Linked DNA regions of Homo sapiens: regions 2 and 3 are each linked to region 1. A link is a loop called in an ENCODE intact Hi-C map of the cell type or tissue named here. Cell type or tissue: heart left ventricle. All regions are shown on one strand. Each heading gives the region's core, and the rest is flanking DNA. Links, peaks and the distances in the headings are about the cores only. Region 1 overlaps SCN4B (sodium voltage-gated channel beta subunit 4). Region 2 holds the start of UBE4A (ubiquitination factor E4A). Region 3 overlaps SMIM35 (small integral membrane protein 35).

The links. Peaks named below come from ENCODE experiments on the same cell type or tissue, not always from the same donor. Only the 100,000 strongest peaks of a DNase experiment are listed, where the experiment ranks them.
Region 2: a loop joins it to region 1, with 4 times the contacts of the local background. A loop is called at or near these places in 58 of 110 quality-filtered maps.
Region 3: it touches region 1 in a loop (2.1-fold over the local background); 7 of 110 quality-filtered maps call a loop at or near these places.

The regions. Positions count from the first base shown.
Region 1 is chr11:118,141,241-118,152,001 of GRCh38, forward strand. SCN4B (sodium voltage-gated channel beta subunit 4) reads right to left here. Exons shown (of 5, transcript NM_174934.4): 2 at 3,817-3,989; 3 at 2,593-2,821; 4 at 1-96. Among named protein-coding and RNA genes, the nearest start is that of SCN4B, 6.2 kb to the right of the region's middle. RefSeq lists enhancers at 2,564-3,763, 3,980-4,179 and a silencer at 4,600-4,669. In heart left ventricle, for the core only: a CTCF peak has its summit at 4,246 (motif pointing right); DNase peaks (open chromatin) are centred at 4,331 and 4,851; H3K4me3 peaks cover 1,931 bases; H3K27ac peaks cover 2,426 bases.
Region 2 is chr11:118,354,299-118,364,810 of GRCh38, forward strand. It overlaps CD3G (CD3 gamma subunit of T-cell receptor complex), which reads left to right. Exons shown (of 7, transcript NM_000073.3): 7 at 1-863. It overlaps UBE4A (ubiquitination factor E4A), which reads left to right and starts at 5,302. Exons shown (of 20, transcript NM_001204077.2): 1 at 5,302-5,376. RefSeq lists an enhancer at 5,239-5,308. In heart left ventricle, for the core only: no CTCF peak of the experiment used is centred there; a DNase peak (open chromatin) is centred at 5,263; H3K4me3 peaks cover 1,653 bases; H3K27ac peaks cover 257 bases.
Region 3 is chr11:118,058,889-118,070,059 of GRCh38, forward strand. All of the region lies in intron 1 of SMIM35 (small integral membrane protein 35), which reads right to left. It also overlaps the pseudogene RN7SL828P. Among named protein-coding and RNA genes, the nearest start is that of TMPRSS4, 13 kb to the right of the region's middle. RefSeq lists an enhancer at 5,704-6,205. In heart left ventricle, for the core only: no CTCF peak of the experiment used is centred there; no DNase peak of the experiment used is centred there.

The sequences.
Region 1 (10,761 bases), core at 1-8,000:
TGAGTTTCTTGATCAGCAGGATGAGGATGAGGAGCCCGATGACCCCGCCCACGACAGCCAGGATGATGAGTGTCACTGTGTTGTCCACTTCTTCCACTGTGTGGCCCGAGTAGGGAGGAAAGGGAAGGCACAAAGGGAGCAAGAGTCAACCTGGAGCCGAGAACTGTGGCAGTGCAAGGGCCATGTAGCCTCCACCCCCTGGCATCCGGGGCACATCCACTCCCAGACCCCCAGCCCTCCCCAGGCCTGCAGCAGGAAGCTGGAGAGGCAGAGCATGGCATCTATCAGGCTAGGGCACACATAAGGGGCCCTCTCCCCCACCCTGCACATGCCCTCCCACAGATGCACTCACACGAGTTCTGGAATAAATCAGAATTGGAGCCTATAACACTCAAGTTTGAGTGGTGACTTGATCCCCAAATTGCCAGGCGAAAATTTCATTGCCTCTTTCTAGACCCCTTTGCTCACACAGAAAAAATTAAGAACCTCCCTATGATACCTCTTAGATGGTGAGAAGATTTTGGAGTCAGATAGTCTGAATTTTAAGCATGGGATTTAACTGTCACTAACTAGCTGGCAATGTTGGGCAGGTCATTGAACCCTCCTAGCCTCAGTTTCTTCATCTGAAAACTGAACTCCTGACTGCTTCCGGAACCTGCTCCACCCACAGTCTTCCTCCTCTCCACTGAGAACAACTTTATCCTCCCAATTGCTATAACCACAATCCTTGGAGTCTTCTTTGATGCCTTTTATTCAAACGCTTTATCCAAGCTACCTGAGAATCCTGACAGCTCTAACTTTAAAATATTCCAGAATCTGATGGCTCACAATCTCCCTGGCCCTGGCCCAAGCCACCTCTTGCATGGATGTCTGCAATAGCTTCCTAACTGATCTCCTCCCTCTATCATCTATTCTTGGCATAGGGGCCTGAGTGAACCTGTTCAGGCCCTAACTCCTCTGCTCCCAGTGGCTCCCACCTCACTCACCCTTCCAGCAGGGTGATTACACAATCTGGCTTGACCTGACTCATCTCTCACTCCTTGCCCTGCTCCAGCACTAGCCTGCTGTGATTCTTCACGCATCTGCCTCAAGGCCTTTGCACTCACTGTTCCCTCCCTATCTTCCCAAAGATGCCCTCATGGCTCCTCTCTCACCTCCTTCAAATATCCCCACTCTATCGCCTTTTCCAGAGAGCCCTTCCCTATTCACCCTGCTGGCACCCCATCTTTCTTTCCTGCTTTATTTTTTCTTCTTAACACTAGCCATGTTCTCTTTTACAATATCATTTTTCTTCTTTATTTTCTATTGGTATCTCCATACACAGAAGAGGAGGAAGGTAATCTCCATAAAGGCAGGAATTTGTCTATCTTGTTCATATCACATCCTCGGAATCTAGAATAACGTCTGCCCCATACAAGGTGCTCAGTAAATATTTGTTGAACAGATGGATGAATGAATCCATACAGATGGAGAGACGATCCACCTCAAGGGAGCTGGTGAGGAGCAAAGGAGCTAAAATCAATGACAGCAACTAACTCGGGATCTGGCACCCAGAAAACGCTCCACAAATGCCCGTTCTCTTCCTTCTGAAAAGGCTGAGTACAAGCTGGGTGACAGAAGCCCAGACAGAAAGGAAGAGGTGACACCATAGGCAGACCTATGACTCCAGGCTCAGAAAAGCTGATTGGATAACCTCTGGCTCCGCCCTTGCATACTCGAGATTGAACTCACGGGTGTCTCCCTCTCCAGGGACTCAGTGTCATCCAGGAGAGCAGCAAACTCCCGGTACACACAAAATGCAGCAGAGTCAGGATCCTTGCGCAAGTCCCCTTCCCTTTTTCTCTCTGCTTCTGCACTTCCCTAGTCTTCCAGGCCCCTCCCCTCAGTGGGGCCATGCCTCACTTCTCCAGCCCTGGTTATCATATCCTCCTTCTCTAACCACACCAGGTCTGGTCAGGGACCACCTGGCTCCTTTTCATATGCACCCTCCTTGTATGATTGGTCCTCCTGTGTCAGACTGGAATCCTAGGTAGGATGTAAGCCCCCAGAGGACAAGGGCCATGTCTTACTCCATCTCTGTTGTTTTCACCTCTACTGACAGATGTATGCATCATGTTCTGCCCATTCTAGCTATTTATTTATCTTCTGTCCTACCTTGTACTGTGAATTCCTCAAGGAAGAATGTAATGTATCACTCATAGCACTTTTTAGTCCAATGCCTGACATTCAATCAATTTTTGCTAATGGAATACCCAATGGTATTAATAATCAGTATATACGGAGAAAACCCTACTAGCCACAAAACACTACCAGGTAGCTTCTCTAACCACAACTCTAGGAAAATGAAGCCATATTCCCATTTTACAGATGAGGAAAACGAGGCTTAGAGAGTATTTCATAAGCTATTTGGTAGCAGAATAAGTGTTCAAGCTGAGCTCTTCTAGCTTTTAGATGTAACTCCAGCAGCTCTGGAAAGTGTAAAGCAAAAGAAAACACCAACACGGTCCATTTTGCCATTTCACTGTGATGCTGAGTTGGGTGCCTCCCAAGTCCTTCCCACGCCACTGCCCTGTGCCAGCCCCTACTGCATACGTCTATCAACGACTTGGAGGAAGATGGTGGCGTGGTGCTGGAGATTATTCTCCTTGGGGTTCTTCACATGGCAGGTGTATTTGCCCGTGTCGCTGAACTCCAGGTCCCTCAGCACAATGGAAATGTTGTTCATCTTCTCCTTAGTAGAGCCTACCAGAGTGATGCGGTCATCGTCTTTCAACGTCACCTTGGGGTCAGACTTCTCATTCTTCACAGTCCCCTCTATGAGCTGGTGGAGGAAGGGAGTTGGGGTGAGAAAGTAGCCGAGAAAGAATCGGGGTCCTCAAGGGTCATGACATCACACCAGCCCACTCCTTGGATGCCTCCCCTGTCCAGGACCAGGAAGAGCCTGTAGTCACGCCCTGCTCCTTCCCCCCATGGTTTCCTCTTCCAGCGTCAATAGCTCTGCCTGTCTAACCTGAATTTTACTTGTTTCAGGCTAAACCCATTTCCTTTTATTAAGGTCTCCCTGGAATGCAGCACAGCTCTTACTGCTCTCTTCATAAAAGCCTTTTACCTAATGACTCCTGCAAGCACCGCACTCATCTCCCTCTGTCACCTCCCACCCAGCCTTTGCTGACACCATGTCACCTGCCCAACTGAATTTTGGCCCCCTGTCAAGACCTGGATCAATCCCACAGCTCTGCCCGTCAGCACCCTCTGAGGTCAGCATTTAATTATAACCAGAGTTGGTCTCTTGTGGCTTCCCTGTGAAAGTCTCAGGTTGGATCCCCCACTAGATTGTAGAGTGAGTACAATCTAGTGAGTTCACTCCCACCCCCACCGCAGCCGCGCCAATGCTCCTGCAGCTCTCCCTCTCTTCCTCTCTCTTTTCCCTGCCAGTCCAGCTTCTCAGCCCTTCCCTCATTCAGACTCTTCTCATTCCTTCTCTCCAAGCTTTCCAAGGCCTTTCTCTCTCCTGTTTCTTAGACTAAACTATTGATTTTTAGACAAGCAATCCAAGCTCCGGGTGTTTCTTAAGACCAGACAGAGGACTCTAGCCAAGAATTCCAACAGTCCCCGAATTCTGGCAACACGATCTAAGCATCTCTCCCAGTTACATCCTTCCTGGCAGGCTCTGAAAAGAATACTGGGAGAAAGGGTGGCAAAAGGTGGGTTCTGGGGACCATCGCAGTGGGTCTCAGTCCAGAAGGGACCAGAGCGTAGGAGGCGAGGCATGGGTGAGGGAGGCTGGGCTGTACTGTTCTTCCTCCAAATACTTACAATCTTGAATGCGTCACTGCTGTTGTAGGTCCACCGGAAGTGGAGGTCCTCGAAGCCAAAGCAGCTGGAGAAGGTGCAGGGCAGCAGGATCTCCGTGCCATTGACAGCGTAGATGTCGGTGGCCTTTCCCACAGACACCTCCAGCGACAGGGTTACGGGGAGCAGGAAGAGGCCTGTGTAAGGAGCACCGCCTCCCTTAATAAAACCCCACCAGCCTGGAGCTCTGGAAGGGGATGCTTAGGCAGGGCGGAGTAGCTTGGCCAGGCAGGTAGGTCTCTATCACCCTCAGTGCCAACCTCGGGAGGATGGCTGTCTACTCCAATCAGCACCGCCTGGGCCACCCTCCATCATTCTCCATTTCTCCCCTGGAAAGGACTGAATTCTGGACCAGGGAGTAGCCCTTGTTGCGCTCTGGATGACCACCAGGGGTCACCCCAACCCAAGGAAACAAAGGCCTGGCCACTGCCGCGAACCGCGCCCCGGCTCCGCCCCTCACCTGGGGACGCAGTGCCTGGAAGCGCTCCTGCCGCACCCACTCCAGGACGCGCAGGGCGGGCTCCCTTCTGTTTGCAGGGGAATTCCCCTAGGACAGTACGCGCCTCTCGCCAGGTTTTCAGGACTGACGGGCGGGGCGGTCGAGGAGGGGGAAGAGCCGGGTCCCGTAAGGTGAAGAAGAGAAACGCGGCCGCCGCAGTCCCGGGCCGCCGTCCAGTAGCCTCTCGTTCCCCCGCCCTGGAGGCTCCTCCCTGGTCCCCAGGGGCAGAGAGGCAGAAGGACACGTTCGGGCTGGACCTCGCTGGGCCAGCCGAGTCCGACGCCCTCTGGCCGCCAAACGGGACCCTGGGAACCGCAGGAAGACGGCCTGGCAGGGGGGAACACGGCGGGGGTGGGGACCGACGCGGGGCTTGGAGCTTGGCAGCCGCGGGGGCGCGCGGGCGCAGCCAGGGTGGGAAAGTCAGTGGCAGAAGACACCCTGGGGAGGGATTCCGGGCCAGCCCGAGTGCACGCGCGCGGGGGCGGGACGGGGAGGGCGCTGGACCCGCGGTCCCCTCCTGAGCCCTGCAGCCCGGCCTTCTCGCCACACTCCGCCCCCTCGTCCCCGAGCGCCCCCAGGCTTCTTTCTCACGCTTCGAACCTCCGCCCCAGCACTCCGATGCGGCCCCCTCCGCTGGGACTAGGCCTCTCCACTCACGGCCTCCAAACTCCCGCTCCGGAGTCCTTGTAAGGGGGCCTGGTTCCCCGCCACCCCGCCCCACACACACACCCACCCCCAGTCCTGCAGATGCCCCAAGGAAACCCCACTCGCCTCAAGGTCGGTGGAGGCGGGGGCGGGGAGGGTGTCTGGAAGTGGATGCCTGCCTCACCTCCTCCCTAGAGGACACTGGCACCTTCCAACCCCACTCTCAGGAAGGCCCTCTGTTGTCTAACTTAATTCCCTGTTCTGCATCATAAACCTCTTGTTTTGCCCCCACCGGATGATAATGCGTCTGAGCAATGCTTTTCAAATGACAGAAAAGGATCTCCAAGGACAGCAGGCAGCCCTGCTTGCTCAGCTTCTTCCTGTGCCCTTAGCTTCTGATGACAAAGTGAAGTGCTTATATCCCCCAGCCCTAAAATCACACCCCGTGGTCCAGTAACCCCATCGTGATTCGGCCATTGTCGCTAACAATAGTACTAGCTGATATTAACTGAGCATCTACTATGTGCCAGGCACATTTCATCCTCACGGCCTGTCCTATGAGTCACGTACTATTATAGGTCCACATTGTAGGTGAGACAACTGAGCCTAGAGAGGTTATGTAACTTGCCTAAGAGACCCAGATCTACCCACCAGGGCTCCAATTAGTGCTGGGAAGTTATTTCAATTAGCCTTTATTTTTGGCCAGCTCCTAGGATTTGTGGCCAACCAGGATTTGTTCTAGAGCCATGGTTTTCAAACTTGAGAGCGCATCAGAATCCCCTGGAGAACAGTTACGGCTGGCTCCGCCCAGCCCCTGGAGTTCTGATTCAGGTCTGGAGTGGAGCCTGAGCTTTTACATTTCGAGAAAGTTCCCAGGGAATGCTGTGCGCAGGGACCACACTTTGAGAACCACGGTGCGAGAGGATTTGTGCATACTAACTACGACTTTTATTAGAATGCTCAAAGGCAGGTATAATGTTCCCATTTTATATATGATGAAACTGAGGCTCAGAGAGTTGACTTGCCCAGGGCCACAGAGTAAATGGTGAATTTGAGACTGAGCAGTTACTATAGGATAGGAGAGGTATTTTATATACACTGTCTCATTTAACCCTCATCATAATCCTATAAGTTACTATTTTTATTCCCAATAAACAAATGAGGAAACAGGCTTAAAAAGATTACCTTGCTCATGGCCACACACCCAGTGAGTGGAATAAGCAGCGTTCAGATATTAGCCCCTTTCCACCACTCTGTGACCAACCACACTCTCCAAGAAAAACACTGCTATCAGGGCTTAGCACTCCATAGAACTCCTGCCTTTCTGTTTACCTCTGCCCTCCTCCGCCCCATCTCCCCCAGAGGTCTAGGGACAGAAGCCAGACACAAGATCCCACTCTCCAGTCTGCAGCCAGCACTAGAACCTTTTGGTGGGAGATACCAACTCTGCTTCCCACCCTCCACAGCCCCCACAAACAGGAAGTGAATGCAGAGCAGTGGACAGGGAAGCTGTCAGACAAGGCAGCTTCCTGATAGCTAATGGCCTCCCTCAGGGCACCAAGGAGTGTGGCAGCTCCTCCTCATCAGCATACCGGTCCAGGAATCAGGGTCCTGGAGGAGATGGGGGAACTCAAATCCGTGCCCAAATCTCCCCACCTCAACCCTAGCCAGAAAGAGATATTCAAGAGCACAAAAGATGCGTGCGAAAAGGAAATCTTATTGATTGCTTTAAATAGAAGCAAAAACGAGCAAAAGATGGGTCCAGAAGAGAGGGGAACACTGTATCTTTAAGGTCTGGCTCATGACACAGTACACGTTTCTGCCTGGTTTGTGTGCACCTATGTGGATGACTTAAGTCCAATACACTCAGGACTCTGCAAGTGAAGCATTGCCATTTCCTCAGTAGCTGGGAGGGGAAAATGAAAACCGGCAGAAATGGTTTCACAGAGTCCAGAGCCCTGCCCGAGTGAAAGCATCAGAGAGGGTGGGCAAGCCTGGCTTCTTCAGTGCACAGCCCTCCCAGTCGGGAGTCATGCAGTCCTGCCAGTTATGTCTGGGAGGGTCATGCACAAGAAAGCCGAGGGGCCTGCCTCCCATTGAACTCAGTGTCTCCTATGAGGCTGCTCTGGGGGAGAGGGGGGAACCAGGGGCAGGTGTTGGTCCACAAAGGCCGCCGGAGGGCTGCTTCAGGATGACCAAGTCCAGAGAGGACTGGTGAGCATGCGCAAGGCAGGCCCCACTCTGCCAGCTGACCTTGAGAAAGTCAGAGGTGCCACATCCGGTGTGCATATCCCCAAGCCAGGGCAGGGATGCCTCTTTCCTACTTCTCAAGCTTGGTGTGAAGCCAGAACAGGAGATTATAAAACACAAGAGGGGCCGCCGTGAGTGGGCACCCTGCAGGTAGAGGAGGGTGGTATTTGAAAGGGGAGCAGGGGACAAGGGTGTCCCTCATCACAGGTAACCAGGGCACCCCTAGCTTCCCTGAATAACCAGTGTCAGCCAAGAATGTCTCCAGGCCATTCCCACATTGATCTGTATTTTCACCCTCTACCACTTCTTGGCTTATTTCCATGTGGCCATTTCCCCGGAGTAAAGAAAGCCTTGCTTTGCTGTTTTCTAAAGTTAATTCTAGAATGTTAAAGTGTACGTGTGTGTGTGTGTGAGAGTGGGGGGCCTCTTTCCGGCATTGTGGAATTGAGGAACAACTCTTCCCAGTCCTGATCCTGTGGAATTCCATCCTGAACCCCAAAATCTTGCTTTTCCTCACTAAAAAGCCACTCTCAGAGCAGCCATTTTCTTTGCCTTCTCTGAAGTCCTGGCCCCCTGCCATCCTCATCTGGGGTTTTGTCTGAGGACTGACTCAGGATCACTTTTGTTAAAGTGGAAAAGTATTCAGCACATGCAAATCATATTATTAAATATTCACACCAGCAGGAATCTTATGGCAGCTACCATATATCCCAAGGCAAATGTGGAGGCAGAAAACTTTCCACCACCTTTTCCCACATCCAGGGATCACTCACAGCCACCCCAGGATGCGGGGAGGAAAGAGGGGCAGGCTGGTACCCACTCTAAATATAGCTCTGAGGGCTTGCTGGCATGGCAAGTGGACACACGGCTGACTTTAATAGGGAGGCTGATACACTCTGGCCCAGGGAGAGTTAGAAAGGCTCAAAGTTAGAGCTGGGGGGCAGAAAGTGGGCTGAGGCCAGCAGGACAGGACCCCTCCTGGGGTGCAGGCCCTGGGGGCTTTGGGAGGCAGGGATGGGCCAGGTAAGGCCCCTGGGCCCAGAGACAAAGGAAAGATTTCAGCTTTCTCTCCCTAGGCAACCTACCTGCTTCCTGCCCATCCCCAGGAGCTTTGCTGGTATGAAAGCATGCCCCTGAGACAGCATGGGATGCTCAGTGAAACCAGCTTTGCAAACAAGTCCCAGCAGCATGCCTGTCCCTCCTCTTACAGGCCAGAGAGCAGGTTGTGTTGGCACGGCCCACCCCTGGCTTATGCAGAGATCCCTACACCTCCTTGAGGACTGGCAGCAGGGCAAGGTGGTCTGCTGTGCCCAGTCTCCCTCTCATGCTGATCCCACCAGAAGGGGGCCAGTCATAAGAGCTTTGGAACTCCAGCCTTCTCTCTCAGGTGCCCCCACAGGCTTGCACCTCCAGCAGGTTCAGAAGGAGAACTAAGCATGTTTTCCAGATTCAAACCCAGGATTCCAGATTCAAACTCCCTCCACTTCTCCCCTTTCCTCTCTTCTCCACAGTCTCCTTGCTTCTTCTTTCCTTTTTCTTCCTCTGAGTGGGACTGAGCACCCTCTCCTTAATTGCATTCTCATTAAACAAGCCCTTAATAAATACACACCAGGGGAAACAGGGTTGTGCAATAGAGCACCCTCACAAGTGATAATTAAACACAGATCACAGCAATTAAGTAAATGGGGGAACAAGGAAGGAGTGGGCAGGACAGAGATATTACCAGTTACATGCTTAGGAAGAGATTGGAAAGCACATAAACCTCAATGGCAATAATATAGCCTTGGAAACTGCTTCTCAGTTTAAGAAAAGGGTATTTTGTTAGGTTATCAAAAATCACTTTGGTCTCAGTCTGTGAGACTGGGTTTGATACGGGGAGAGGGGAAGAGGACTCCTGGGAGTTCACTGCTCTGTACCCAGTCTCCGAAGCTGTGAAAAGAGCCGCTCTAGGCCCCTCAAGTCTTTATCCTTCCACACTCATGCCCCAGAGCCTCACTTATTCTTCAGCCCTAAGCACAATCACTATTTACCTTCCCCCTCACCAGACTTGAGTTAAGTGGGAAGCAGCGTGGTGTGACAGAGCCCAAGAAACTTAGATTCTGTCCCACTTGGCCATCAATTGGCCATGAGCCCCTAGACAAGTCACCATCCCTCTCTGGACCATGACTTCCTCATCCCTAGGAGAGTTCTGTGCTCTGCTTCCCAGAGTTGCTGCCAACTCTGATGTTCCCAGGGAACACCTCCAGTTGGCTGTCCAGTCGTCTCTGTATCTCCCCCACTGGACTGAGAAGCAAGGATGTCATCTATGTCCCAAGCTCAGACCAATGCCCCTGTGAGGGCTCAGTCAGTATTACCTGGTCAAGGGCCAAAGGGACTTTGGTTGGAGTCCCTCTGCAGACCAGAGGGGCAGGGGACAGAGCAGATGAGGCCAGTCCTGGGGCCTGCAGGTCTCCCACCTACAAGTCACTCTGCTTTCTCCTGGGCTCCCAAAGGGTAGCTCAGAAATTCATCTAAACCTATATCAATAGGCCTTAGCCCCTACCTGGTCTATACAGCTGAACAGTCCTTGGAGAAGGTGGGGCTTCCACCTGGAGCAATGTACCAAGACTGTGCCTACAATCCCCCTTACACACGTGCACACACACACACACACACACACACACACATCATTTTCAGGGCCCTCTTGGTTGCCCACAGAGGCCTGGTTCTATGAGTATTCTAACAAACAAGGGACTGGCATCCCACCACCCAGGAAGGTAAGCCAGAGGTGTGAAGTGGGGTAGTTTAATGACTGGCTGAGTTTGAATTCCTCAGTGATCCTTTACCCCTGCCATTGCCACCATGGGGACCTGGGCTGATCTGAGATGGGATGAGGGGAAGTAGCATGGAATGGCGCTGTGCCCACCCTGTGAAAAGGAGCCTCAGGCGTCACTAAGGCCCACTTCATTAAGGTCACTGTGAAACCAGCATGACATCTGTGCCAAGGTACAGGAGAAAACAAGGGTGTCTTCCATCTAGCGGTACAGAGGTAAATAAACATCCCAAGTACAAGAAATACTCTCTCCCCTCTTCACCACCAGGCACCAACCTGCTAGATCTGCACACAGTTTACATTCGCAGAAACAGTAGCCACTTCCCTTATAGGGTTCTGTCTCCCTGTTTTCAGCAGAAATACCTACACCGTGTGTCTTACCCAATGCAGGGAGCTGCCAAAAGCCAAATCTGACCAATATAAACAGGAAGAGATGCCGTTGCCAGAGATGGAGTCGGCTTACATTAAAGTCTGGCTATGATTTATGAGGAGATTACATCCTGGATGAATAAATATCATTCCCTAATCTCTTGGAGTTTGACACTCAAAACTCTCATGTGCATATTAATAGATATTAATAATGCTTCTTCCTCCGTGTCCTCTGGACATGTCTTCTCTGTCTCCATATTCACTTCAAAAATGAAGAGCCAGGAGCAGGTCAAACAGGTCTTCCCTACGGAATCTCTTTGTAGGAAGAGAGACA
Region 2 (10,512 bases), core at 699-8,698, 210 kb after region 1:
TTTTTCTTTTTTTTTTTTTTTTGAAGTGGAATCTTGCTCTGTGGCCCAGGCTGGAGTGCAGTGGCGCGATCTCAGCTCACTGCAACCTCCACCTCCTGGGTTCAAGCGATTCTCTTGCCTTGGCCTCCCGAGTAGCTGAGACTACAGGCACATGCCACCACGCCCAGCTCATTTTTTGTGTATTTAGTATTTGTGTATCTAGTATTTGTGTACTTAGTAGAGACAGGGTTTCACCATGTTGGCCAGGCTGGTCTCCAATTCCTGACCTCAGGCGATCCACCCGCCTTGACCTCCCAAAGTGCTGGGATTACAGGTGTGAGCCACCGCGCCAGGCCCGTAACTGTATTTTAATATAGCCATTCTATGGATTTAATATGGTATTTTATTATGGCCTTAATTTGCATTTCCCTAGATACTAACCATGCTGAGTGTCCTGTCTTGTGTTTATTAACCATTCATATATTTTTAGTGAAATGTGTATCAAATCTTTTGCCCATTTTTAAGTTGACTTATTTGTTTGTCTTCTTACTATTGGGTTGCATATGTTTTTGATATAAGTCCTTTATCAGATATATGATTTGGAAATATTTTCTACCAATCTGTGGTTTGTTTTTCTTAATGGTGTCTTTTGAAGTGCAAAAGGTTTGAATTTTGAAGTACATTTTATTGATTTTTTCTTCTATATATTGTGCTTTTGGTATCATGTCTAATAAATCTTTACCAAACCCACAGTTACAAAGATTTTCTCCTGTCTTCTTTTTATACTTTTTACAGCTTTATGGTTTTAGCTCTAACAATAAATGTGATTTTGAACATACATAAGACTATTTGTAACAAACACAAATAAATTGAATTGTTGGGCACTTGTATTTGCATTTGTAATTTTATTAACTATTGCCAAATAGCAGTTGTAAACACGTACACACACACAAGTGTATATACACATATACATATATATACATATACATGTATGCATATATGCATATATACATATATGCATATATACACATATATACATATATACACATATACATATATGCATATATACACATATATACACATATACATATATGCATATATACACATATATACATATATACACATATACATATATGTATATATACACATATACGTATATGTGTATATATACACATATACGTATATGTATATATACATATATGTATATGTATATATACACATATACACATGTATATATACACATATACACATGTATATATACACATATGTATATATACACATATACACATATGTATATATACACATATACACATATATACACATATGTATATATACACATATACATATATGTATATATACACATATGTATATATACACATATACATATATGTATATATACACATATACATATATGTATATATACACATATACATATATGTATATATACACATATACACATATACACATACATATATGTGTATCTACACATATACACATATACACATATACGTATACGTGTATATACGTAGATACACATATACATATATACACACGTGTGTATATACGTATATACACAAGTGTGTATATACGTATACACACATATATGTGTGTGTATACGCATACACACATATATGTGTGTGTATACGCATACACACATATACGTATATATGACAGGGTCTTGCTCTGTTGCTAAGGCTGGAGTGCAGTGGCACAACATTGGCTCACTGCAGCCTCGACTGCCCAGGCTCAAGCAATCCTCCCACCTCAGCCTCCTGAGTAGCTGAGATTTCAGGCGTGTGCCACAATATCCAGCTAATTGCTTAATTTTTTTTATAGAGAGAGGGTCTCACTATGTTGCCCAGGCCAGTCTCAAACTCTTGGGGTCAAGTGATCCTCCCATCTCATCCTCCCAAAGTGCTGGGATTACAGGTGTGAGCCACTGTGCCCAGCCAGGTTGTACCAATATACACTACCAATAACAACAAACAAAAGTGCCTGTTACTCCATACATGTTCCAACAGTGTATTATTAAACTTTTGAATCATGCCAAACTGAATGGCTTCTCACTATAATTTTAGTTTACATTTTTCTTATTAAAAATTGGAGGCTAGGTGTGGTGGCTCATACCTGTAATCCCAACACTTCGGGAGGCCAAGGCAGGTGGATCACCTGAGGCCAGTAGTTTGAGACCAGCCCAGCCAACATGGCAAAACCCTGTCTCTACTAAAAATACAAAAAATTAGCTGGGTGTGGTGGTGGGTGCCTGTAAACCCAGCTACTCAGGAGGCTGAGGCAGGAGAATTGCTTGAACCTGGGAGGTGGAGGCTGCAGTGAGCTAAGATTGCACCATTGCACTCTAGCCTGGACAACAAGAGTGAAACTCCGTCTCAAAAAAAAAAAAAAAAAAAAAAAACTGGAGTAAACCATTTGTTTTTCCTTCTCATGATACATAAGTTCACATCTTTGGTCTTTTTCTTATTGACTTACACTAACCCCTTACATATTTGGGAAACTAGGTCTTTTGTGATATTAGTTGCAAGTCTTTTTCCAACTTTATGTGTTTTTTAACTTTGCTTTAAAAAACACATTGGTTAGTTTTTCACGCACACTTTACAATTATTTGCATGTAGTATAATTCACTGGTCTCCTATGGTCTCTAGGTTACGTTTCATATTTAGAAAGTCTTTCTCCATTTTAAAATTATCCTTTTTTAAAAGTTCCCCCATGAATTCCTCTAGCATTTTTATGGTTTTATTTTATGCATTTATATCTTTGACCCATCTCGAATTGATTTTAGCATCAGATCTAATGTAGTAACCAACTTTAAATACAGATAGTTACCCAGCTATTCCAGAAATATTATTGAATGATTCATTTTGCGTCCATTAATTTTAAATGCTGTTACAACCCCACTCGCCAGATTATAAGCTCCAAGAAGGAAAACACTTACGTTTTTTCACTATGGTATCCTTAGGAACTAGAACAGTGGTAGGCACACAAAGATTGCCCAGGGCTTTTTGTGTGTGTGTGGTAAAAGATATGTAACCTAAAATTTACCATTTTAACCTTTTTTTTTTTTTTTTTTGAGACAGAGTCTCACTCTGTCATCCAGGCACTCTAGCGCAGTGGCACGATCTCGGCTCACTGCAACCTCTGCCTCCCAAGTTCAAGCGATTCTCCTGCCTCAGCCTCCCAAGTAGCTGAGATTACAGGCGCACATCCACATGATCAGCTAATTTTTGTATTCTTAGTAGAGACAGGGTTTCACCATGTTGACCAGGCTGGTCTTGAACTCCTGACTTCAAGTGATCTGTCCACCTCGGCTTCCCATAGTGCTGGAATTACAGGCATGAGCCACTGCACCCAACCCCATTTTAACTATTTTTAAGTGTACCATTCAATGGCATTAAATATATCCACAATGTGTAGCCATCATCACTACCCATTTCAGAAATTTTTCATCCTCCTAAACAGAAACTTGGTACCCATTAGACAATAACTCCCATTCGCCTCTCCCTCCAATCCCTGGTGACCTCTATTATACTTTCTCTCTCAAGGAATGTGCCTATTCTGTGTACCACATATAAACTGAATCATACACTATTTAGTCCTTTCTGTCTGGCTCGTTTCAGTTAGCATAACGTTTTCAAGGTTCATCAATGTTTCAGCGTGTATCAGAACTTCATTCTTTTTCAAGGCTGAATAAGTCATCTGTAGCTATATACCATATTTTGTTTATGCATTCATCTGTTAATGAACATTCTGGGTTATTTCTACCTTTTGGTTATTATGAATAGTGCTACTGTAAATATATGTATACAAGTATCTGAGTTCCTGCTTTCAGTTATTTTGAACATCTATATCAAAGCGGAATTGCTTGATCATGTGGTTATACTATGTTTAACTTTTTGAGGAATCATCAAACTGTTTTTCCAAAAAGTCTGGACTATTTAACATTGCCATCAGCAACGCATACGGTTTCAATTTCTCCACATCTGCCAACAATTACTTTCCTTTTTTTTTATAGTAGCCATCCTAGTAGGTATTAAGTGGTATCTCATGATTTTTTTTTTCATTTCCCTAAAGACTAGTGGTGTTGAGCACTCTTTCATATGCTTATCCACCATTTGTACAGTTGGCCTTCCATATCTGTGGGCTCTGCATCTGTGGCTTCAACCAACCATGAATTGGAAATATTCCAAAACAAATTTCATCTGTATTGAACATGTACAGACTTTTTGTCATTATTCCCTAAACAATACAACACTATTTAGATTTATGTTGTATTAGGTATTATAAGTGATCTAGAGATGACTTAGTCATCTCTAGGATGACACAGGAGGATGTGCATAGGTTATATGCAAATACTGCATCATTTTATGTAAGGAACTTGAGCATCCTTGGATTTTGGTACCCAAGGGGGTCCTGAAACAAATCCCCCACAGATACCAAGTGGATAGTCATTCTCTTGGAATGTATCTTCTTTGGAGAAATGTCTATTCAAGTCCTTTGCCCTTTTTTGAACTGAACTGTTTGGGGGTTTTTCGTTCTTGTAGTTCTTTACATATTCTAGAGATGAATCCTTTATCAGATATATGAGTTGCAACTATTTTCTCTCAATCTGTGAATTTTCACTTGCACAGCGCTTTTAACTCTTGAAAATTATGCTGCTTCTATTATTTATGTGTATCCCGATCTCTTGCCCTCGTGACCCGCCCGTCTCAGCCTCCCAAAGTGCTGGGACTACAAGGCGTGAGCCACTGTGCCTGGCCATCTATGTGTATCTCAAAACAACCTTGTAGGATGTATACTGTCTCCACTTTACAGATAAGAAAACTGAAATCCAATCAAAGATAGCACACTCCAAAGATTGCTCCAAAGACAGCACAACAATAACAAACTTGTAGTTGTTATTGCTGTTAGTGTTATCCCTTTGAATAATAGAGAGTAACAGAAGCTGCTTCAAAAAGGTCTAGGACTGGTGGGAAAATAAGAGAGCAGACCCCCAACAGAGGTTGCGAGCAGAGCCAGGGATCACAGAGTTTTATCTGCCCTCGGTACGCTGATTTCCAAAACCCAGCCTCATATTCTATACTCCAAAGCGCACTGCCAGGTGGGCCAACTCCAGCCCCCACAATCCGATGCCAAGGCCACTTCTTGCCACTTCCTGCCCGCCTCCAGCCCGCCCCTAACAAGCTAGCGCATGCGCTGTAGGACTATTTGCGCGCCGTTCCCCCCGGTGAGCCTGCACACCGTGCTTCCGGCGCGGAGATGAACTTCCACATGCCCCGGCGCTTGTTGATGACGTAACTTCCGGTTGCTGTGCTGAGTCGGAAGTGGGAACCCTTCGGCCGCTGAGATTCTGTCGTGTCGTCGCTGCTGGCACTTCAGGCTCTGGTAAGACAGGCAATAGCTTCAGGGGACGGGGTCGTTGACTTTGCGTTGTGATATTTTCTGCTGGTCCAATGCCACTTCAAGCCTGTTCACTCTTATCTTCTCCAAATTCCTTCTCCTATGCTTTGCTAACCAGGGACCTTCTCCTTCTTGAACTTCGACCCTGTCTGATTTGGAACCCCTTACAGTGCCCCAGCTTCTGATGTCTCTTTGTACATTTCTGTCCCCATCTTTGCCAAGCCCCTCCTGGAAGAGGCCGGAGCGCTATCATTGCATTATCTTTTGACTTAACTTTCTCTAGAACGTGCCCCGGGCGGGTGGATCTCCCTCCTTCCCGCGAATCCCTTATGGAGCATGGAAGGATAAAATATAAAGAGTAGATAACAAATAGGCAGATGCCAAGAAGATAAGATTAATCGTGAGTCGTAAGCAAACCAGTTCAATGCATACGTCAGGGTGTTGATAATTCTTAAGGCAGGTGATGAGTTCACCACAGATAACTCTTGGGGCACTCTGCTTCATGTTTCCTTGGGTTTAGAAGACACTTCTAAAATTGAGTGACCATGCCTCATGACCTTATATTTGATGAGCCTTCCTTTTAGGATCAGTTTTATGCCCTGACAGCAAGCATGTGTTTAGTCTCGCTGTCATTTACTGTTTTGGTCTCACGTGGAAGCCCACCTGCGATAAAATGGGATCCAAGAAGGACTGCTGTCTGCTTTTTGACTTGAGATCCTTCTAGGCTGCAGATAGATGTGTTGATGGAATTTGTTGCCACATTAGCATGGCCTGATAGTGTTAGGTGAAACATACGACAACGAAAATTGTTTCTTAATTTCTATTTTAAATTGATATTTTAATTTCTATTTTATATTGATATATGTATTATTTGCCAGGACACAGACCTTATGGGAGTATGATTTGATAGAGCTTGATTTTGACGATCCCAGTTTTACAAAGTGTTCCAGATATTTCTGTTGAAAAACAATACCAAGTCTGATGTTAACACACTTGTGTGTTCATGAGAGCTGACAGTGGTCTTAAAGGATTAGTGGTACTATTCATAAACAAAAGCTTGTATTAGGAGGAAGTGACAGAATTTTGTAGGACAGCTATTATAGATATAGATCTTTGCAGCAAGTGTATCAGAGTGAAACTTGTTTTCAAGGAGGATATATTTTAAAAGAATCAAATCCAAAAGCTTCTAAGGTTGGTAGCTGTACCATCCCAAAGTGTCTGACAACAGGATAGTGTTGTATCTCTGTATGGCAGTTGAAAATAGGAAAAAAAATACATACATATATGTATGTATATATGTGTGTGTGTGTGTGTGTGTATTTTTTTTTTTTTTTTTTTGAGACAGAGTCTGGCTCTGTCACCCAGGCTCTGCTCTGGAGTGCAGTGGCACGATCTCAGCTCACGGCAACCTCCATCTCCCAGTTTAAAAGTGATTCTCCTGCCTCAGCCTCCCAAGTAGTGGGATTACAGCCTGGCTAAGGTGTGGTGGTATGCGCCTGTAATCGCTTTTAGTGGAGACGGGGTTTCACCACATTGGCCAGGCTGGTCTCAAACTCCTGACTTCAAGTGATCTGTCTGCCTTGGCCTCCCAAAGTGCTGGGATTACAGGCATGACCTACTGCGCCCGGCGCTGAAAATAGGAGATTATAAATCCCGAATGACATTATTGAATATTAAACAAAATATTTAGGTTTCATTTTATCGGACCTTTAGAGTGGGTGATTATCTGGGTACTCTTACTTTGGTAAGTCCATTGAACAAATCTAAACTGGCATCTCCACAAAGGTTCTCATCAAGTGATCAGTCCTCCTTTTTCCTGTAAAATTTTTCTATAAGTGACTACACAGTTTTAGCCCTTTTTTAATGAAAAAAAGTTTGTGCACAGATTTGACATACGTGTGAAAAAGATGAGCTTAGTGAAAGATAGGTGAGAACCTTTTTGTTTTTTACAGATAGTAGAGATGACAACAGAGACTTATTTCCATCCACCATTCTACACATGCCAAGATACCAAAGAACCAGTGTCTAGCCTGGTAGCTTGACCTTCCACTGCAACCTAAGACAAGTAGTAAAGCCCTTACCTTGAAGTAGGGTCATGGGTGATGCTGTTGATTACAAGGAGTTCAGAAAGAACTACATGTAAGATTGAAGCCATTCAATAACTACTTATTTAGGATTTTGTGATTGTGATGTATAATGCCAGACACAGAAGAAAGAATAATCAGATATGAACATGTAATCAGAAGAGCTTACAGCCTAGCAATGTAGAAGATCTGCTTAGAAATACAATGCAGAAAGTTTAAAATCCTAGTAAAAATAGAGGTAAAATGTAGAAAGCTAGTTTCTTTATACAGTGCAACAGTATAGTATTGAGAAAGAAGGAAGTAATGCAGTTTATGGTGATAAATTCTTTTTGTTTCTCTTGATAGTCTTTTTGTTTGTTTGTTTGTTTGAGACAGTTTCCCTCTGTTGCCCAGGCTGGAGTGCAGTGGCAACGATCTTGTCTCACTGCAACCTCCGCCTCCCAGGTTCAAGCAATTCTCCTGCCTCAGCCTCCTGAGTAGCTGAGATTCCAGGTGCACGCCACCATGCCTGGCTAATTTTTTGTGTGTTTTAAGTAGAGATGGGGTTTCTCCATGTTGGTCAGGCTGGTCTTGAACTCCTGACCTCATGATCTGCCCGCCTTGGCCTCTCAAAGTGCTGGGATCATAAGCATGAACCACTGTGCCCGGCCTTCTTGATAGTCTTAAGAGCTTCTCTGTCATATGTCCTATATTCCTGGCTTTCAGCTTCCTTTCTGCTTACGTGTTGCAGGTGATGCATGTCCTTTGTAATAATCTGGACACTTTTCAGTTGTGTTTTAAAAAACATCAAACTGGTTTAGGCATTTAGGGAAATTTTATTGGTTTTTATAACTGAAAAGTCCAGACTTATCTTTCCATCTCTCAATTCTGTTTTCTAGTGTATGTTGGCTTGGTTTTAGGCTAGGCCTTTTCTAAATGGTGTAAAGATGGCAACTCTATCTTACTGGCTTATCAACTCAATCAGGAGAAAACTCACTTTTCCGTAGATTCAGCTGAAGTCCTGAAGCTGGTATTCATTGACTCTGTTAGGCCTCCATAGTGTCTTGTGCCCACTCCTGGATCAGTTGCTTTGGCTGGAAAATGCTGTATTCTTTTTAGCCTGGCCAGACTTGTATGTTCATTCCTGGGGCTAGTGGGTGAGGTCAACCCCTTCTGAACTGGTCAGCCTCTTCTGGATTGAGTGGAGTGGATACCCAAAGGAAAAAAATGAATGTGATGTTTTAGAGAGAGAAATAACAAGAGCTCAATATACTTTTTGCATTCCTCTGGAATTTGTGGTATTTTAGGATGGAAGTAGAATGGTGGTCAGCTAACAATAAGACAATTCTTGGTGTTTTTACATTAACTACAGGTAATAATTAAACTTGTGCGGTAATTACATGGGGAAAATCCCTCTCATTAATTTCAATACTAAATATGGTATCTTTCCCTTTTTTTGCATTATTAAGCTTACTGAAATATACATAGCAAAAAATAAAATACAGAAGGCCAGGCGCAGTGACTCATGCCTATAATTCCAGCACTTTGGGAGGCCGCGGTGGGAGGATCACTTGAGGTCAGGAGTTCGAGACCAGCCTGGCCAACATGGTGATACCCCGTCTCTACTAAAAATCCAAATAACAGTTCAATTCCTTGAAGCAGTAAAGCTTTGAGCTGCACTGAGAGGAGACTAGACTGCCTAAGTCATTACAGCTAATTAGCCGTTAGCTCTTGTGTGGAAAAAATGGCAGAGGAGCATGAAGCAAGTGCTGAAGATGCCTCAGAATTGTCAAGAAATGTTATAAATAATCTCTTTCTCTGGTAAATAAGGGTAACTTTTTCGACCACATTAGCTTTTTTTTTTTTTTTTTTTTTTTGAGACGAAGTCTCGCTCTGTCACCCAGGTTGAAGTGCAGTGGCACAATCTCAGCTCTCTGCAACCTCTGCCTCCCGAGTCCAAGCAATTCTCCTGCCTCAGCCTCCTGCCTCCCAAGTAGCTGGGATTACAGGCACCTGCCGCCATGCCTGGCTAATTTTCGTGTTTTAGTAGAGATGGGGTTTCACCATGTTGGCCAGGCTGGTCTTGAACTCCTGACCTCAGGTGATCCACCTGCCTCAGCCTCCCAGGGTGCTGGGATTGCAGGCATGAGCCACTGCACCTGGCCCACATTAGCTTTTGTTGATATGATCCTGTGAGGAGTCTTGCCTCAATAAACCAAAGGTAGACCAAATGTTCTTTTTTTCTTCCTTTATACCCCTACTCCCGCTATTTCTAAGGTCTCTGTCCTTATAGCAGTTCAAGATCCTTATGAACAAAACATTCATACCCTTTGTCTCTTCCCACCCTTTTCAGTGTTGTATTTAATATTTCTATGTCATGGCCTTAAAATTTCAGAAAGGGGAGAAAGCCTTTCAGGGAGCCCTGTTTATTCTGTTGTGCCACTGAGTTCACTTGGTCTTGAATGAGGAAATGTAATCAGAAGAGTGTGAATGCAGGCTCAGCCAGCTCTACTAAACACCTTTGAGGTATCTATATTTCATATTACACAGTAGACCTGACCGTTGGAATTCGTGTTTCTTCAGTATTATTTTAAGAAATCAGGTAAACAGTGAAGGTTAGATATAGCATGAAGCAAAGACCATTTAATTTTTAGTGGAAGAAATATCAGTATTTTTAAGCCTAGAAATAAATAGATTGCTTAATCTATGTTAAAAACCCACAACATACAGCTGAACTGCTTCCAGTCCTGATTTGCCAGAGTCCAAATCTAAGATATGGGCTTTTACTTAATTTATATGTAGCTGAGAAATATCCATCCCCAGCCCTAAGTCATAGAAGTCCCTTGTCCTCACCCCAGTGAATGAGAACTAGACTGCCAGCTTAATTCTTGGGAAATCCATAATTCTTGTCTTATTATTTTTCAGTGCCACATTGTTATTACAATTAGTAGGTGAGTTCTCTCTTTGACTTCAATAATTCTTTCTACTTAACCTGTTTTCTTAAAGGTATTGCAAATAAAAGTATATCAACAGATTAATGCATTCCAGCTGAACGTTT
Region 3 (11,171 bases), core at 1,695-9,694, 81 kb before region 1:
GGTAACTACAGAGAAGCAGGAGAGAGGTCAAAAAGGGCAAGAGGGGCAAGCGACAAATGCATCAGAAACGTCCCCAGAGCGTGGTGACAGAGCTGGGGGAGGCCTCCCACCAGGCCAGGGTCTTGTCCAGAGACAGGGACCATCCCAGTTCCTCCACACTTGGGTTTGTCCCACACTGGCGTCTGCACACAGCCTCAGTGTGAGTCACCAGGCACTGCCGGCACCTACCCCAACATTAGGTTCTGCAGAGGCCAGAGTGTGTGATTGAGAACATCTTCAAGCTCCCGGCCATCCTGTAGAGGAGTTATAACCTGGGGGGCGTGGGACTTCCTATTCACAGTAAATATCATCCCATGACACTGCTCCGATGTGAGAAGTCTCTAGAAGAGGGAAGGTCACATGAAGAACGCTGTCACCTGTGATGCCCAGGCATGGGGGTGGGGGCAGTTCTCAGTCTGGGAGGGGAAGTGGTGCCCCTCACTCCTCACACAGGTGCTGAGAGGAGGGAAGAGCACCCAGCATGGAGCCCACAGCCCTGCAGGGGTCTGGGCTCTGCCACTCACCGAGGGCTCACCTCTTACTTGGAACATGAGCAGCCTCATAGACACATCTCAGAGTGCAGAATGTGTGGAAGGTCTCTGCCAACTGTGAAGCATGACACACAAGTTGGCTGCTGTTGTTAAAAACCCAAGAGCACGCAACACGCAACAGGGGCTCTGGGGCCCAGGCAAGCAACTAACTGATAGGCCTTGGGGTGCCCTGGGGTCCGTCAGGATCCTTCAGTTTCAGCAGGTCTTCCCACATAGCTCTACCTCCATTCATTTGCCGCCTTACCTGGAAAAGCAGCCTGGAATCCCAGAGCCCTGCCTCACTCTGAGCCCAGATGAAACCCCAAACTGCTATTCCAAACCACCATATCTGAGACACAGGGTGAGGTGCTCAATCCTACTGGATAAACTTGTCTAGAATTCCGGCTCCCACGCCGGCCTAGGGATCAGAGGCCTCCCACTCCCTCCGTGACAGGGAAGATAAGTACCAAAGCAAGCTAGGAACCTAGAGGCAGGGAATGATTAGCATTTTATCTCATAGCCTTGAGCCTGGGAGTGAGTGGAGGCTGTACTGCCCTGGCAGACACACCTGCAGACCCACCTGTGAGGGCCCAGGAGGAGAGGAGTCTGAGTGGGGTGCCAGGAGGCAGCCAGGGCTGTGCCCAAGCCCAGTCCCTTTATCAAAACCCAATTCCCGCGCTCTAGGGGCTCCCTCAAGCCGTATCTACTCACATGCCTCTCCTCCAGGTCCCCCACCCATGTGGCCTGCCTAGAGTCTCTGCCCAGAGCCCAGACCACTCCCCATCCCACCACCTCTCAGGTGAACGGGGATGGGGTAGGAGGCTGTGGTCTTTCTCCCCTGACAAGAGTCTCAGCCCCACTTCCCATGCTGTGAGTGTGAGCACCCACTCCCACCTCCCCACACACCTCTTGCAATTATAATAGCTCTTGGTGCTAATGAAAGTGCTGGGAAATACAAAATCAGGTCTACTGGCATCGGAAGGCATGAGTCAGGGTTTTGCTGCAGTCTGTTTCGATTCAGCCTTTTCTTCCCAGGCCGGCAGCGAGGGCAGGACAGGGGCCAGGCAGCCCTGGGAAGCCTTAGTGGTGGAAACCCAGGGACAGCTGCCATGCTCACCTGGGAGACTGTCCTTGGCCGCCTTTCTTCTAGGCTTAGCATCCTGTGTTCCTCTGGACCCCCGGGGGTCTGGGAGAGCAACTGCAAATGGCTGTCTGGGACCCCCTTCTACAGAGTCCAGGGTGTCCCTCTGGCTGTTCCCCTCGCCACCCCTTCCTCTAATTCCCTGCCAGCTCCAGGTTCCCTGGAATGCTGGTTCTAATCTGGCTTCCAAGTCTCTCTTACCAGCCAGACATGGGTACTCCCATCATCCCTCCCACATGGCTGCCCTCATCCTTTGGATCCCCAGGCAGACACCCACCCTGGCCCCCTTTTAATTTTCCTTTTTTGATCTATAAGTAAGAGAGGGACAGAGAAAGCACTTCCAGGCTGCCCCTCTCCAGCCCTGTGACCTCACATCACAGTGTCCTGGTTGCAGGTTGAGGAACTCCAGTGGGAGGCGTCCAGGCCAGCAGAGGCTCCCAGAGGCACCGCTTCTGCTGAGTCACCCATTCTAGCATATGGTCGTGGCCCTGCTTGTTCCAAAACGGGACACCTTGCACTGCCACTCGTGACAGACACATGACACCCACAGTGGGAGTGATTGAGAGGCTATAGACAGGCCAAGGCGCAAGCCCAGCATCATTTTCAACCCCGCCTCTTCCAAGAAGGGAGGTGATTAAGACTCCAAGCTTCAGCTGCAGAGAGACCCAGCTTCAAACCCCAGTTCTGAGAGTGTTTCCCTGTAGGTGAAATGGAGAAAATAATGCCCACCTCACAAGATTGAAAAGATTGGATGATCGATTCACAGAAGGCATTTAGCAAGTTCTCCCTCAATAAGTGGCATTTCTAGCTACTTTTATGCCAATGTATTACATTTTTTAAGTAGTAAATTATTTCAGGGACTAGAGTGGCAGGTCCCCAGCTGGAGCTACCTTCTTCTTGGCATTAGTGCTCCAGGGAAGCAGAATCAGTAACTAAGTTACCAGACGAACACCGTCGGATCAAAGGAAGTGGGAGGGGTGGGGGATACTTCACCTGAGCCCTGGGAAAACCTCACAGATCCTGCTGGCCTCCACAGAGGCAACCTCTGTTAAGCAGAACCTGCTTATGTTCCCCACAGCCCTTCCTGCGACCTGGGCTGCTGGACACCGATTAGCTTGGATCTACGGGGCCCATTTCCTCTGCACCCAGGACCGCTCTTTGGTGACTCTTTCACTAGATATGATGCTAGACAGAGCCAGCATCAAGCCTCTGTCCCCATTATGAGTTGACTTCACAAAACCAACCCTCCCTGCTCAAGGGATTCCCACTTTTGCAGCCCACAGCAAAAGCATTGGCGTGTAAGTAACAATGCCACCTACCACATGGGGCAGAACCCCACCAACTGCCTCGGTCCAAGTTCATTACAACTCAGTCTCCCCTTGGAATTGGAAGGTCCTTGACCTCCCACCAACTAAGCTTCCAATTTTGTTTCATCAAAAATGAAAGTGGGGCCAGGTGCAGTGGCTCATCCTTGTAATCCCATCCCTTTAGGAGGCCAAGGCAGGTGGATCACCTGAGGTCAGGAGTTCAAGACCAGCTTGGCCAACATGGCGAAATCCCATCTCTACCAAAAATACAAAAATTAGCTGGGCGTGGTGGTGAGTGCCTGTAATCCCAGCTACTTGGGAGGCCGAGGCAGGAGAATCACTTGAACCCTGGTGGTGGAGGTTGCAGTGAGCCAAGACTGTGCCATTGCACCCCAGCCTGGGCAACAGAGCGAGACTCCATCTCAAAAACAAACAAACAAAAGTGGGTCAAGAGAGGCACCCCTGAGCTAATACATCAAGTCAGGCTTCCCTTCAGTTCACAGGGGCCAAGACCACAGGCCAGCCCAGCTCCTCTCCAGGCCCTGCTGGAAGGCTCCTTCCCGGCCAAAGCAAAGGTGACAACTGCCTCTGATGCTTCTCAAAGACCAGCTGGGAGTCAACAATGGAGACAGGTGGTTCACTTGGGCTCTGGCTTCTTCCATTTGCAACGGAGAACAGGGCATGTGGATGGGGAAAGAAGGAACCCAGGACAAGGGCTTCATCCCTCCCAACCCTCTCCTGGCCCTCCCTCCACACCCCTGCACCCTTGCCTTCTTTGTGTCTCTGAGTTTCTGCCTCTTCGTTGACTTCCATCTGTTTTTCTGTTGCCTCTTTTATTTTCTCTCTCTCTTAATTCTGTCAGAGGCATGTGAATCACAGCAATTCCAGCTTGAATAGGAGCTGGGTAAAATAAGGCTGAAACCTACTGGGCTGCATTCCCAGACAGTTAAGGTATTCTAAGTCACAGGAAGAGATAGGAGGTCAACACATGATACAGGTCATAAAGACCTTGCTGATAAAACAGGTTGCAGTAAAGGAGCTGGCCAAAACCCACCAAGACCAAGATGGCGACAAGAGTGACCTCTGGTCGTCCTCACTGCTGCACTCCCACCAGCGCCAAGACGGTTTACAAATGCCATGGCAAAGTCAGGAAGGTATCCTATTTGGTCTAAAAAGAAGAGGCATGAATAATCCACCCCTTGTTTAGCATATCATCAAGAAATAACCATAAAAATAGGCAACCAGCAGCCCTCGGGGCTGCTCTGTCTATGGAGTAGCCATTCTTTTATTCCTTTAGTTTCTTAATAAACTTGCTTTCCCTTTGCACCGCAGACTTGCCCTGAATTCTTTCTTGGGTGAGATCCAAGAACCCCCTCTTGGGGTCTGGATGGGGACCCCTTTCCTATAACACTTCTACTCTTCTTTCTGTTTCTTTCAGTTGATGATTTTCTGCTTACCTTTCTACTCTTTCTGTTTACTGTCTCTCTCGTCTGCATTTTTCTGTCTTTATTTCTAAATCTTCTTTACCCTCTTCATGTTGAATCTTTTTGCCTATTGTGGTAAATATATTTGGTCCTCAGCCCCATTTCCTGGCATACAACTCCTAAAGTCCTTAGAAACTCCAAAGGTTGTCTTTTTGTGTGCTAATGAGCTGACTGAGGCCTGGAAGGGCCTAGGTGGCTTCAGGTAGATCAGGGGCTGATCACCAGAAAGCCCAAGGCAGGATTAGAAGGTTGGGTTTTAAGCCCCACCCCTAAACTTAGGGGAGGGGAGAGGGGCTGGAGGGTAAGTTGATCACCAATGGCCCGTGGCTTAATTAATCATGCTTATGTAACGAAGTCTCCATAAAAGCCTAAAAAAGGACAGGTAGCTGAACAGGTGGAGGTTTCCAGAAGGGGACCCGACTCGGGAGGGCATGAAAGCCCCGTGTCCCTTACCCCATATCTCACCCTACGTATCTCTTCTTCTGTATCATTCGTAATATCCTTTATAGTAAACCTGTAAAGGTAAGTGTTCTCCTAAGTTCTCTGAGTCACTCCAGCAAATGAGGGAGTTGTGGGAACCCCAAATGAAGAACAATTGGCTAGAAGGTCCAGAGGCCTAGATTTGTAACTGGTGGGAAGGGAGTTGCGGTCTTGTGGCACTGAGCCCTCATCAACCATAGGATCTGTTGCTATCTGGTAGATAGTGTGGGAATTGAGTTGACTCGAAGTGTCAGCCAGTGTCTGCTGCAGAAATGATTGCTTACTGGTGTGTGGGGAGAACCCCCAGGCATTTGGTCACAGAAGTCTATTGCGTTGATGATTGTGGCGTGAGAACCAAGGGGAAAATTGAGTTTGAGTTTTTTCCTAACACACCAATCTATATCACTCTTCTTTTCTCTTGCAAAGAAAAAATTTTAAATGGGAGATCAGATAGGCACCAATCTGCCATTGATTTCATACACTGTGTTCCCCATCCACATGGACCCCAAGGTCCCACCGGAGGTTCAGGTTGGCGGTTCTGGGTGTCATCCTCAGAGTCATCACTAATACTAAAGGGTTTTGTTTGTTTTCTTTTTAAGAGAAGAAATCTCCCTATGTTGCCCAGGCTGGCTTCAAATTCCTGGGCTCAGGATATCCTCTTCCCTCAGCCTCCTGAGTAGCTGGGACTACAGGCATGTGCCATCGTGCCTGGCTTTTGTTATTGTTATTTGTCTGTTTTTTCAGGGGTGGAGATTTTTTGTTGTTTTTTTCATCACTATTATTATTATTATTGAGACAGGTTCTCGCTTTGTTGCCTAGGCTGGAGTGCAGTGGCAAGATCTTGGCTCACTGCAACCTCTACTTCCCGGGTCCGAGCCATCCTCCTACCTCAGCCTCCCAAGTAGCTGGGACTACAGGCATGTGCCACCACGCCTGGCTACTTTTTGTAATTTTTAGTAGAGATAGGGTTTCGCTATATCACCCAAGCTGGTCTCATATTTCTAGACTCAAGCGATATACCCGCCTGGCGGAATTGTGCTGGGATTACAGGCGTGAGCCACCATGCCCAGCCTTCATCACTAATATTAAACGCTAGCCTTCTCTGGGTCAAGCCCCGAGTGGGCTCTGAGTCAAGCACACCCTGCCCTGGAGTGATCCAGATATCCCAACTCAGAAATGACCAGATAAGGCCAGAATGCATATTCCTGTCCTAAAGCGTGGCCCTGTAGAGCCCTTCTGCGTGGTCAAACACCCGTCCCTCCCCAGCCTAGGCAGCTGCACAGCGCCCAAACCTGCCCTGCCCCACCTGCTTCTCCACTGCATTTCACTTTGCTTATCTCAGCATCCGATTACAGCAAGGACACTCCCAGCCTAATCTGGCTTTCCCAAAGCTTTGGCCTAGAGCACCGTGAAGAGGTAGCCTTGTCACGTCCATGATGGCTCACAGGAGGAGGAAGACAGGGTACCTGCATTTTGAGTGGTTTTGCAAAAGTGAAATATAGAGAGTGATCATGAGGCAGGAGAATAGGGCCTGGAGGCAGGGAACCTAAGGCCAATTCATACTGACTTCCTAGAACTAAATCAAAAGGAAAACCCCAACTTTCACACCTTCCGTCGCTGGCCAACTTTTCTTTTGCATAGGAGTATAACTTTGTAACTTCACTTTAGCCTCTGGTCACTTTCCACAGGCGAATCAGACATTTGCATAGGGTGTAACTTTGTAACTTCACTTCAATCTCTGGTTGGTCTCTCTCCACAACCAATCAGACTGATTGTGGTCCTCTACTTCATTTACATAGGGTGTACACTAAGTAATCAATGGGAAACCTCTAGAGGGTATTTAAGCCCCAGAAAATTCTGTACCCAGTCCCTTGAGCTTCTTGTTCAGCCCACTCCCACCCTGTGGAGTGTGCTTTTGTTTTCATTAAATCTCTGCTTTTGTTGCTTCATTATTTTCTTGCTTTGTGCGTTTTGTCCAATTCTTTGTTCGAAGCACAAAGAATCAGGACACCCTCCACTGGTAACAATCAGGGTCTGATACCTGGGATGCAGCACCCAGTGACCAGGCTAGAATCAGGAGGTCTGGACAGAGGACACCATTACTGCCTGATTTACTCATCATGACCATGACCCAGCCCGCTCGCTCACCTGGGCCCTGCTGGGGAAGAGGGGGCTGCAGCCCCAAACCAGCCACAGGACCCCCCGGACGTACGACCTCCACCCAGGGCTCTCCCTGGCACCTCTGACTCAAACTGTTCAGTCCCAGACTCTTCACCTTTCTCCCCAAACCCACCTCTGTTTGCCACCTTGGTAGGTGGTACTATTATTTGCCTAATCCCCCAGACACCTGGAAATACCCCGGGATTGGATCTCTTCGCCCTTGTTTTCCAAATCTAGTCAGTCACCAAGTCCAACGTGCATGTGAAATTGCTCTGCCCTCCTGGCTGCCCTACCCTGGGTTTGGGATCTCATCTCTCACCTGGACCGCTGCATGAGTTCCCTACTATTCTCTCTACCCCAGGCTCTCCATCCACACAGCTACCAGAATGATCTTTCAAAATAAAACAAAAACAAACAAGTCATCCTCCTGCTTAAACTCCTACTGGCTCCTTATTACCTAGAGCTGTGGTCTCCAAAGTTCTTTGATCTCTGTCAGTAACAAAAGAATTTTAGCACACATCTCTAATATATGTATTTATGTATAAATTATATTTACATACATTACCATCACTAGCCAATATCTGAAGGCATAATACACCCTGAAAGACAGAGTAGTACTAACATCAGGAGACTTGAGACTATACTTCAAATTATCTTAGCCGGGCATGGTGGCATGCCTGAGTCCCAGCTACTCAGGAGGCAAAAGGATCACTTGAACTGAGGAGATCAAGACTGCAGTGAGTCGTGATCCTGCCACTGCACTCCAGCCTGGGTGACAGAGTGAGACCTTGACTTAAAAAAAAAAAAATCAAAACATTATCTTGATAATTCTGGATTTTTTTTTTTGCCAGTTTCTATCAAGTAAAATGAGATTGTTACAATTTTACACTCAAGATAGAAAGATAATGGGAGCCCCTTCCGAATAGGGGAGCAAGAGCCTGGCCATTTGCTTGTGCTTGCCTGCATCCTTCTCTTAATCCCTGATATCTTTTCAGGAAATTTCCTAAATACCTTGTCCATTGTGTGAGGATTAATTTAGTTAAAACCAGATGAGATCACCGAGAAATCCACTTCACAGACCATGTGTAAACATGTCACAATATGCTAACCCCCTCAGACCCTCGCAGATGCGCACAACATGTGGGCCATTGACACAGGGTCCAAGTGCAGACACGAGGCCAACCTGTACATTAAATATTACAAATGCACCAGGTGCGGTGGCACGTGCCTGTAGTCACAGCTACTCGGGAGGCTGAGGCAGGAAGATCATTTGAGTCCTCACTTGAGTTCTGGGCCTCGGTTTGCTATGCTCATCAGGTGTCCACACTAAGTTCAGCATCAATATGGTGACCTCTTAGGAGCAGGGGGCCACCTGGTTGCCTAAGGTAGGGTGAACTGGCCCAGGTGGGAAATGGAGCACCTCAAAACTCCCGTGCTGATCAGTAGTAGGATCATGCCTGTGAATAGCCACTGCACTCCAGCCTGGGCAGCATAGCGATACCCTGTCTCTTAAAAAAAAATTGGCTGGGTGCAGTGACTCATGCCTGTAATCCCAGCACTTTGGGAGACCAAGGCAGGCGGATCACCTGAGGTCAGGAGTTCAAGACCAGCCTGGCCAAGATGGTGAAACCCCGTCTCTACTAAAAATACAAAAAATTAGCCAGGTGTGGTGGTGCGCCTATAGTTCAACTTCTCGGGAGGCTGAGGTGGGAGAATCGCTTGAACCCGGGAGATGGAGGTTGCAGTGAGCCGAGATCACGCCATTGCACTCCAGCTTGGGCAACAGGAGTGAAACTCCATCTCAAAAAACAACCACAAAACAACAACAAACATATATATATATATATATATATATATATATATATATATATATATATGAAAAGTTTAGTTGTTTTCTTTGTTTTTAGTTAAGAAATACACAGAAATAGAAGTTTCTCTATTTTTTCGCTATCCCAATGGTTTGTCTTGCATAATTTCTGGGTACAAGAACTCTAGTTTAGGGGCTTCCAGTACATAAGGTCTGTGTCCAAATTCCTTACCTGTGTACAGATCCTTCAAAAGAAAATGTCTATTGCAAGAGTTTCTCATAACTGGAGCCATGTATGATTCATCTCCCCGGTCCCAGCACCAAGCTGCCACAGAAAGGATGCTCAGTATCTGTGGGTCAGTCACCATTTCCCCAGCGCACACAGCCTCCTCTCTGGACTGGATGCTCTTCCTCCCATTGCACCCCTGGTTTTCCACCTGACAAAGTCCTGCTCCTCCCCGTAAGCTCAATCCAAATGCTCCCTCCTCGGGGAGGGAGCCCTCCGGCTCTGTGTGCTCTTTCCTCTTAGAGTTTGCCAACAGGATGACAGCACGATCTCTGTGTCGAGTCTCCCTCCCGGCCTGTGAAAGAGCTGCGGACAGCGCCTTATTCATCTTTGTGTCCTCAGTGTCCAGCACACTAGAGGCGCTCGTAAACGTTGGATGAAGGAGAGGCTTTTACAGAGACGGGGGTGAGGCCAAGAGACAGTCTGGGCCCAAAGATTTCAGTTTCAAGAACTTTCATTCTCAGCCTGAACCCACCCCTCTGCAGGCAGCCTGGGGAATGAGCTGGGGCAAGGATGAAGGAGGGAGGCTGAGGGAGGGTGAGCCAGGATGGTACCTGCATGTGGAACCTCACAGCGCTGTTTCCTGCTGGCCTTTCAGGCTGCAGATGAAATCTACTGGGAAAAGCGAGAAACCCGGGGTAGCGGAGTGACCTTCCACCACCTGGCGGCACTGTGTCTGCATTCTCGGCCACCCCACAGAGGCCCAGCGGCATCCAGGAGCCGTGGTCTCTCCCCACGCATCACTCCGTGGCCAGAAGCACTCAGTCAAGCCAGAGCCACCAGCATTATCAATACATTATCATCCGTGGGATTTGGCAAGGCCTAACCACGACGATCTAAAAGCATTCTCTCTTCCAACAGGTTCAACCCAAAGAACTCATTTGTTAACGGACCACCATTGACTCATCACCCTAATGGAAAACTGAATCATCCCCAGGTCTTCCCCCCGTCAGTCCTCTCTATTCTGCATCAGCAGCATCTGTGAATGCCAGCACCCCAGCATCCCACACTGCACCTGTGCTCTGGGTCTGCCTGCCAAGTACAGGCTGTGAGGTATCGGGCCACCCCCTCAGTTCCCTCATCTGTAAGATGGGAACATCAACACTTTGTTTGCAAGGTTATTAGATATCTTATATATGCACAACACAGAGTAGAATGTCAGTAAATAATATTCGTCTTCCTTTTCTTCGTCTTCATGCCGGTAGACCAGGCCTTAATTAAGATCTTCTCCATCTCTTGCCTGAACTATTGGCACTGTCTCTAACCCCCTCTCCCTGCCTCGCCCCCACACTACTGCCAGAATTATCTTCCTCTGTGGCAGGAGTTATGTTTTAAACCAAAGTCACTCTACCAACATTTACACACCTTTCGTTTGCCAGTCACTGTGCTGGTGCCACAGATATAAATAAAGGAGAGATCTCCCAGGGAGCTCAGTACAGGGGCTTCATATATGCTTTAGAGACTGTTTTAGTTAGAATACTGCCATGGCTTCAGCGTGTGTCCCCAAAAGCATGTGTCGGAAACTTAATCTCCAATGAATAGTGTTGGGAGGTAGGGCCTAAGGAGAGGGTATTAGGCCACGAGGGCACAGTGAATGTATTATTCTGTTATCTTGGGAGCTGGTTCCCTATAAAAGGATAGAAAGAAGTTCATACAAGGCCAGGCGCGGTGGCTCGTGCCTGTAATCCCAACACTTTGGAAAGCCGAGGCGGGTGGATCACCTGAGGTCAGGAGTTCGAGACTAGCCTGGTCAACATGGCAAAACCCCGTCTCTGCTAAAAATACAAAATTAGCCAGGGGTGGTGGCAGGCACCTGTAATCCCAGCCACTCGGGAGGTTGAGGCAGGAGAATCACACAAACCAGGAAGGCGGAGGTTGCAGTGAGTCGAGATCATGCCATTCACCAAGGCAATACAGCTGGGAGGCAACAGAGCTAA